Regions from separate parts of the Homo sapiens genome. Here region 1 is linked to region 2. Evidence: chromatin loops called from intact Hi-C (ENCODE). Cell type or tissue: IMR-90. All regions are shown on one strand. Each heading gives the region's core, and the rest is flanking DNA. Links, peaks and the distances in the headings are about the cores only.

Region 1 (4,649 bases), core at 846-3,345, 110 kb before region 2:
CCCTTAAGCAAAACAACTCCTATTTTTTTTGTGTAAACTCATTTTTCTACAATAATTGGATGTTTTAAAGAGACATAGTTATTCTTCTGGTATTTTCTATTTTATTTTTTCACTGCAAATTCATCACCTCATTCTGTTGACTGGATCAAATTTATTATTAATGTATCACCTGGGCTGTCAGTAATTTTTAACATGTCAATATTTTCCAGTATTTCTAGTAAGTATGCTTTACCAGAAACATACATATTTTATAGTTTTTCTTTGCTTCTTAAATTTTCCTTTATTTATTTTCAGAAGTCTTTGTCTTTCTTTTCACTGAGAAAGTCAACCATGGTTTATGGGTCAGCTTAATTTTTTACTTAAAGGAGGTCTTTCCTAATTACCTAATTTAAATTGATATCCACTCAGATTGTTCTGTTTTATTGTATCCTAATGTTTTCCTTCATCTGTCACATTTCAAAAGTATTGCTTATGTAAGTCCTCAAAAGTATTGCTTATGTAAGTGTTTTAGCATACACTTTTCCTACCACTTGGAGTCTCATGGTCCCAGTGACTACGTGGGTTTTGTTCACTGATACATGCCCAGTTTTTAGCACAGTGCCTTGTACAGAGTATGAAATATTTTTCCTGTAAAGAAATGAGTGTTGGATGTTACAGTCTGTGATAATAAGGAAAATCCTGCCCTTCATTTGTTACTTTCTCTTGCATAAGAAATACTTCACTATTATTTACCTTAATTCTTATCTCAATTCTAATATGCATGCTGGTTTGTGCCATTGCTAAGCTCTTTTAATTGCAAAAGACAAGAATATTTGTTTTTAACAGAGTAATTTGTTATGATTCCACATCCTCCAACAGTGTCATGGTACAAACATAAAATATAATAGAGAACAATGACCAACTTTTATCTCCTTATTCTAGTTTTTATCTCCTTGTGAATTAATTTTAGAACTCAAAACTTAGATAAAAGTATCTATGGAGATTTCTTCCTTTTCATTTTACTTTACCTAATTTTATTGGCTTGAAAGACCTCATTGTGCTTAATTAATATCAGTGATCAAATCTATTATGTTCACTTTCACTATGTAGGTCTTTAAGGGGTACCAACCACTCAAATAGTCAAAAAGTCCATGTATAACTTTTGACTAACCCAAAGAGTTAACTACTAATAGCCTATTATTGACTGGAAGCCTTACCAATAACATAAACAGTCAATTAACACATATTTTCTATGTGATATGTATTAGATACAGTATTCTTACAATAAAATAAACTAGAGAAAGGAACATATTATTAAGAAAATCATATGAAAGAGAAAATATGTTTACTATTAAGTGGAAGTGGATCATTACAAAAGTCTTCATCTTTGTCATCATTTTGAGTTGGCTGAGGAGGAGAGGAAGAGGAAGGATTGGTTTTGCTGTCCCAGGGGTGGCAGAGGGGGAAGGAAATCTGCATATGAATGCATTCATGCCATTCAAACCTATGTTGTTCAAGAGACCACTGTAAATTAAAAAGGCATCAGATTTTTTCCCCTTGTTTCAATCTTTTCTCCTATGCCTACAAATAAGATGTGATAAATGTTAGACTAAGTGATCTAAATAACATGAGCACTGGCCAAGGATATTACTTATAACATGTGATGAACTTACACACATTTTAAAAATTATTTTGTTTTACTCTGTCTGAGATTTGATTGCCACTTCACCCCACCCCCTCACCTTAAAATGCTTGTACCAAGGGAACTGGAGTCAGGGAACTGAAAAGAGTAAAGTATAGAAGGAAGAAAAGTCACTCTAAGAGTTGTTGTTGTTGTTGTTGTTTGCTTATTTGTTTGCTTAGAGACAGGGTGTTGCTCTGTCACCCAGGCTAGAGTATAGCTGTGGGATCATGACTCACTGCAGTCTTGAATTCCTGGGTGTAATTGATCCTCCCACCTCAGCCTCTTGATTAACTGGGACTACATGCACACATCACCATGCCCAGCAAATTTTTTAAAAATACATTTTTTTGGTAGAGATGAGGTCTTGTTATGTTGCCCAGGCTGGTCTCAAACTGCTGGCTTCAAGCAAACCTCCTTTGTCAGTTTCCCAAAGTACTGGGATTACAGGCATGAGTCACCCTGACTGGCCCTACCTAAGAGTATTTTTTAACACTGATTTCTGCTTTGAGCCACTGGGTCTTGATCCTTCTAAAGACAGTGTAGAATCTACTTGAGAATAGAATGGAATGGAATTCAATGGAATGGAATTCAGTGGAATTCAATGGAATTCAATGGAACAGAATGAATCACATAAATGCAACTGAGAATTTTCTGTCTGAAAAATGGAAGGTGGGGATTTTATAGCCATCAGATCCCATCCCTTGTTCTTTAAAGGTGTGTAAGAGTGTGCATGTGAGCAAGCTTGGCAGGCATCCAGGGAACAAAAGCACAGGAGCCCTAAGAAAGAAAGAAAAACTTAGGCTTTGTGAATCTGTCCCTGTGTGCAGCTGGAGGCCACAGGAACATTCAGGACACAAAGATGAGCTAAGAAGTTGTCATGTGTGGTATAAGATGTCTGGCCAACATTGTGATAGGAAAAGTAATAGATCTAATTATGGTTCATTATTAAGATTCAAGAAAAACGATAAAAAGGGACAAGAAAGAAAAAAAGCACTGATGATACCACTGCTCAGATAAAAATCATTTATAACTGGGACATTTTTTAGAATACCAGACCAGAATTCTTTCAAATTTCAAAGCAATGAGTAACAATAAATAAGTAAGCAACTGTCAAAGACCAAAGGAGGTTGAGGAGAAATGACTAAATATAATGTAATATCCTGTATTAGATCTTGGTCCAGAGAAAGAATTTTTAAAAACTGGTAAAATGTAAATAAAGCCTTTTGTTTAGTTAATAGAAATGTACTAATTGATACAGGGCTGGCAAGCCCTAAAGTGGAGCTTAGCCCAGGAGGGGGTTCTTGGCCTTGCCCAGGAAAGAATTCAAGGGTAAGCCACAGGTAGAAGTAAACAACTTTACTGAAGAGGCAGTGGTACAGCTCTATGATTGCTACTGCAGAGCAGGGCTACCCCATAGGCAGAGAGTAGGAGCTCAGGGCTGTTTTGCAGTCACATTTATACCTACTTTTAATAACATCCAGATTAAAGGGTGGTTTATGCAGAAATTTCTAGGGAAGGGGTAGTAACTCTTGGATCATTTGTCATTGCCAAGGAAAGAGGTGGTAATTCCCAGGTATTGCCATGTAACTGACATGGCACACTGGTGGACATGTCTGATGGAAAGCTTCTTCCACTGCAGCCCTGTTTTAGCTAGTTCTCAATTTGGTCTGGTGTCCAAGCCCTGGCTGTCAGGCCTCTGAGCCCAAGCTAAGCCATTATATCCCCTGTGACCTGCACATACACATCCAGATGGCCGGTTCCTGCCTTAACTGATGACATTCCACCACAAAAGAAGTGAAAATGGCCTGTTCCTGCTTTAACTGATGACATTGTCTTGTGAAATTCCTTCTCCTGGCTCATCCTGGCTCAAAGGCTACCCCACTGAGTACCTTGTGACCCCCACTCCTGCCCACCAGAGAACAACCCGCCTTTTTCCTTTACCTACCCAAATCCTGTAAAACGGCCCCACCCCTATCTCCCTTGGCTGACTATCTTTTCGGACTCAGCCTGCCTGCACCCAGGTGATTAAAAGCTTTATTGCTCACACAAAGCCTGTTTGGTGGTCTCTTCACACGGATGCACATGAAATTTGGTGCCGTGACTCAGATCGGGGGACCTCCCTTGGGAGATCAATCCCCTGTCCTCCTGCTCTTTGCTCCGTGAGAAAGGTCCACCTACAACCTCAGGTCCTCAGACCGACCAGCCCAAGAAACATCTCACCAATTTCAAATCCGGTAAGTGGCCTCATTTTACTCTCTTCTCCAACCTTCGTCACTATCCCTCAACCTCTTTCTCCTTTCAATCTTGGTGCCACACTTCAATCTCCCAATTCTCTTAATTTCAATTCCTTTCATTTTCTGGTAGAGACAAAGGAGACACGTTTTACCTGTGGACCCAAAACTCCAGCGCCGGTCATGGACTAGGGAAGGCAGCCTTCCCTTGGTGTTTAATCATTGCAGGGATGCCTGATTATTTACCCAGGTTTCAGAGGTGTCAGACCACACGGGGATGCCTGCCTTTGTCCTTCACCCTTAGCAGCAAGTTCCACTTTTCTAGGGGAGGTGCAAGTACCCCAATCCCTTCTCTCCATGTCTCCACCCCTTCTCTGCTTTTCTGGGTGAGGGGCAAGAACCCCTCAAACCCCTTCTCCTTCACCCTTAGTGGCAAGTCCTGCTTTTCCAGGAGAAAAGAACACCCAATCCCTTATTTCCGCACCCTGACCTCTTATCTCTGTGCCTCATCCCTTATTTCCATGCCCCGACCTCTTATCTCTGTGCCCCAATCCCTTATTTCTGTGCCCTGACCTCTTATCTCTGTGCCCCAATCCCTTATTTCCATGCCCCGACCCCTTTCTCAATTTTCTGGAAGGTAAGAACCCCTGAACCCCTTCCATGTCTCTACTCTCTCTTTTCTCTAGGCTTGCCTCTTTCACTATGGACAACCTTCCACCCTCCATTCCTCCGTCTCCCTTAGCCTGTGCTCTCAA
Region 2 (4,649 bases), core at 1,240-3,739:
AAGTTCAATTTATAGTCTAAAACAAACACGTGAAGAAAGTTAAGCTTACAAATTTTAAGCAAAGAAATGAGGATTTCTAACCAAAGTTTCAACTAAAATCTAACCCAGGTATATGTGGGCATGTGTGTGTGGTATGCATGTGTGTGTGGGTATGCATGTGTGTGTGGGTATGCTTGCTCTGTTTGTGACACTGTATTCTTTCAACACATTTTGATTAACTGACAGAATGGTTTTCAAACATTTGTCTCCAAATTCCTAACCGGGATAAACTATCTGATTTCTGAGATATACATCAGGGATCAGTCCACTGTCTTTATAAATTACAATTCATTGACTGTGTTTTCTGTTTCCAATCTCATCAAGAAGTACAGTATCTAGTTGTACCATATCTGACTACTGTCTGTCAACAATTGGATCTCTTAGTATATTTGAAATGAGAAGCTACAACACAGTGATTGTGTCCTTGAAATAAGATTTCAAGAGTCTTTAATTCATGTTCTTTATTCCTTGCCTTCTTACTCTGCTCTCCATCACTCTTTATTCCTTTCTTCAATATTGAGACATACACAGAACATCATTTGAGGAATGGAGAATTGAGTCATGTGCCATGTTTGCACATAGCTTTAATGTGATTGTCTATGATTCCGTAGGCAAACATAAGAACACCGAATTGCACACAAAGTCTGTAATCATATCATCTGTGGCTACAGATGGAAAACAGCCTGCACAAACAGGAGGTATTGTTAACCAGGTGGATTTCCAGTTTCAATATGTTTGAACAAATTTTGGGGTAACACAAAGACATTAGCAACTGGGCAATGCTGAAGAGGCGTCAGAAGGCACTGTCAACTCCAATCTTAAACATTTTTCAGAAAATTAAAGAATTATTTGAATAATCTTAGTATATCTGAGCCACCTGTTTGTGTATTTAGCTTATTTCCTCATATATTTATTTAAATTTTTTAAATTTTTTTGGATACGTAGATGATATATATATATATATATGTAGTTACAGAGCTAGTGAGATATTTTGACACACGCACGCAATGCGTAATAATCACATCAGGGTAAATGGGGTATCCACCACCTCAAGCATTTATCTTTAGTGTTACAAACAATCCAATTATACACTTAGTTTTTAAAAAATCTACAGTTAAATTATTGCTGACTATAGTCACCCTGCGGTGTTATCAAATATCAGATTGTATTCATTCTTTCTATTTTTTGTACCCATTAGCCATCCCCATTTCCCCCCCATCCCCCATACAGCTTTTATTGTGCCGCCAACCTCCTCTCCTCTCTCTGAGTTTGGCATTCCCTGTGACATGACCTGTAATTCAAAGAAACAACCTCCAAATTAGCTGGATGCTCTCAACCTCTAAAGAGTTTAGAATCAGGAAACATCATTATTTATGCCACGTCTGTTCTCATATCTTATTTGCCTTTATTTTCTTTAACAATATCTGGCTTTTGCACATTCAATGAATGCCATGATCGGCAGCAGAGGAGTGGATGGGTTTTCCTGCGATTGTCCTCCCCTTTTCCCCACTGTTTCTCACAGAGGTGACCGCAGTGACTTCCTGACGCTCTCTGATAGGGAAGCTCCTCCACCTCCTCACCAGGCTGCCTGGCGCGCTCAGCCCATCCCGATTCCAGGACGTCCCTGTCCTCCCCAGGGCCTCTAACAGGCAGCATTGGGTAAAACACCGGTTTCAACTTTCACCTTCAGGACCACTTCCTTCCTAAGTGCCTTATTCAGCAGGAAAGGGAAACCTGTGTTGGGGTGTGGAGTTTTCCTCTCAGATTAGCATGCTTCTCTGGCTGCTGGCAAAATTAGAAAAGCGTCGAGGATAAAATGGCTTTATTTTATTTAATGTCACCAGTAGGGGAAATTTTTAACATCGACACCCAGCAAGCCGGCCCCCTTAGGCTTCAGAAGTCACCCCCGCTTTTCACAGAACCTATATAACACTTTACCTCTGAAAATGATTTCTGACTATGACCCGGATATCAAAATTAGGAAACAGCCAAAAAGCATTTCCTTTCTTTTATGTTTTTTTTTGTGCCAGTTGCCCTCCCTGAGTCTTTTCATTTACCCTGGCAGAGATTTGTCTCTTTGCCTTTAAAAGTTAAATCCACCTTCATCGCACAATGTAGAAAGAAGTGAAATTAAACTGCAGTGTGTTCCAGAGGAGAAAATCTACTTTTTTCATCTCTCAGCCCTACTTTAACTTAAACTGACCTAATTACAGCCCACACCAGAAGAAGCGGAAGAGCTGAAGGAGCGCTTCTGCCACCTAGTGGAAAGATCCTTGAACTGTGCATGGAGACTTCCACTTTTTTTTTTTTTTTTTTGCTTTATTTTTGAAATGTCTGGCACAGAAGTGCAAATGACCTTCTCTAGTCTCTGCATGAATACTGAGGATATGCATCACACACTGCTCTGTTCCTTTGGAAATTCAAAATGTAACGGTCTTCTAAAGAACTCTATTTAGAGAAGGTTGAATTAATGGCTCTTCAGATGAACTATACCTTGAAAACTATTTTATTAAGACCATATGACATTTCATGAAAGTTAAATGGAAAACGATAATGCAAATATTAATACCCTTTAAAGCAATGTTTTAAATATTATGTCTTGGATTTAATGTTTAGGGATGTTAGCACCCTCCCCACTAAATCAATTACTCTTCCTCGTAGCCACTGCACGGTTTAGCTAGCTGAATGATTTCTTCAGTGCAGCTCCTGGCTTGTTTATTTGTTTGCTTTTAGGAGTGGTACTGGACATTTAAGAATGCTTCGTTCTCTTCTCCTGGCTTCATTAACGAGTTATTGATCAATGACTTGAAAGAAAAACTTGGATGAAAAATTTAGTCAGCCCTGAATCACCAATGCTAATTAAAACCAGGGAAAGGAAGGAAAATGAAAGACGTTTACAATGCCCAAATCTCGGGGTAGCTGATCTCCTCCTTCACCAAAGCATCAATACAGCAGCCATGAGCTGCTCAGCCTGGCATTTCTGCCTGTGTCATTGAGCAAAGAAATGTCCCCCATGCAAAAATATCCTTGAGCATATAAAGCAAAGGAATCGGCTGTGTGCAGTGGTTAAATCAATTCTGGAATCATTAGGGTAAGTAATGTGTAGGGTCACACTTGCATCTCTTTTAACAAAATATTCAAATTGATGTGATAATCTACATTGTTATATTAGGGCACACTTCAATATCCTGGCTACAGATTGCTTATCATATTAAAACTAAACACAAAATTGGTTTAAAAAAAAGAAAGAAAAAAAAGTTTGTCATTATTTATAAAGACTCCATGAATAGCTAAGGTTCTCATGGTCTTGTTTAGAGTCTTGGTGATGCAAGAGAATATCTATATGAGTTATAGCTTAACAAACCTGTTTTATTTTATAAAAACTTAGCTTGTATTTAAAAAGTTTTCATTACTTATACATCAAATATGAATTCGAGAAGCAAGTACGAGCCAGTCCCTGTAGTAGACACACGGTTTACATAGATACAAGCAAAAATGAACAGGGCTGGGCTCTGATACGGGTTAATTTGATTCTTCCTTAACTCTCTACACCATGGACACTAACATAAGAAATGATGTGTATATACTGCACAGTCTCTAAAAACCACTCTTTTCAACTCTGCTTGTTCTATCTTAATTCAGATCCTCTTTATTTTTAGCCTTGATTATTTCAGCTGCTTTATTTCCTAGCAGGTCAACCTATGCTCAGTTTGTGTCTGAGCAAACTTGAATTGTGTCTACTACAATTCACATTCACTCTTTCCACACTTTTCAGAATCATGTTGTCTCTAGTTAAAAGCAGGTATTAATTAATTGATAAATTTTAAAAGGCCAGCTTAAAATCTTCCAAATTATGGCCAATTGAACTGATTTACTTCATAGAACTCTCTTCCTACAGCCAGCTTGGTGCTAATGTTTACACATAAGTTGTTTCTTCTGAGAAAGATTTCATGATTATCTTCTCAAACATGAATAATTTTCTTGAAACTTCCTTAAGATGGATTTATATCATTTTCTGCATTATTTCACTTAGTGCTTTCTACCTTGGACAACTGTTATCTCCTCATATAAATTTTACATTAAAAAATAAAACCTGACACCAAGTTTTGCTGAACTTGGCCACGAGTACTGAGAAATTCCAGTGCAATTTCATAGAATTCTAGGTAGGTAAAATGCTAATGACTTTTCTAAGAGTTGTTTTTGCCACACTGTTTTACTGTTCAGCTTAGAGCCTCAACATAGTAGGATGGGAGAGAGAGAGAAAGAGGACATAGAGAAGAGAGAGAGAGGAGAGAGAGAGAGAGAGAAAGGAAAAGGGAGAGATGGGAGAAAATATTGAAAACTGAGTAAAGGATAGGAAATGATGATGGGGGTGTTATTATAAATCTTTTGTTAGAGAGGGTATTTCCCACAGGAAAGGGAAAGAGGAGATTAAGAAAGAAAGAAGAAAGGGAAGCTGAATGAAAAGTAATAGAGGCTAGTAAAGATAGGAAAATAATCAGAAATAAAGGAAATGTTTAGTTTTTATTGAAATGTACTATACACTGGGCATTACAGTGGTCACACCACACATATCATGTTGGATGCTTCTCAAAAATGTTGAGCTAGCT

Evidence for each region. Hi-C counts contacts between places; a loop is a spot of excess contacts. Peaks named below come from ENCODE experiments on the same cell type or tissue, not always from the same donor. Only the 100,000 strongest peaks of a DNase experiment are listed, where the experiment ranks them.
Region 1: it touches region 2 in a loop (3-fold over the local background); 6 of 110 quality-filtered maps call a loop at or near these places.

The regions. Positions count from the first base shown.
Region 1 is chr6:141,449,476-141,454,124 of GRCh38, forward strand. LOC105378029 (a long non-coding RNA gene) reads left to right here. Exons shown (of 3, transcript XR_943077.3): 3 at 1-1,531. Among named protein-coding and RNA genes, the nearest start is that of GJE1, 680 kb to the right of the region's middle. In IMR-90, for the core only: no CTCF peak of the experiment used is centred there; DNase peaks (open chromatin) are centred at 2,136, 2,446 and 2,786; H3K27ac peaks cover 1,475 bases.
Region 2 is chr6:141,560,716-141,565,364 of GRCh38, forward strand. No RefSeq gene overlaps it. Among named protein-coding and RNA genes, the nearest start is that of GJE1, 570 kb to the right of the region's middle. In IMR-90, for the core only: a CTCF peak has its summit at 2,294 (motif pointing left); a DNase peak (open chromatin) is centred at 2,276; H3K27ac peaks cover 719 bases.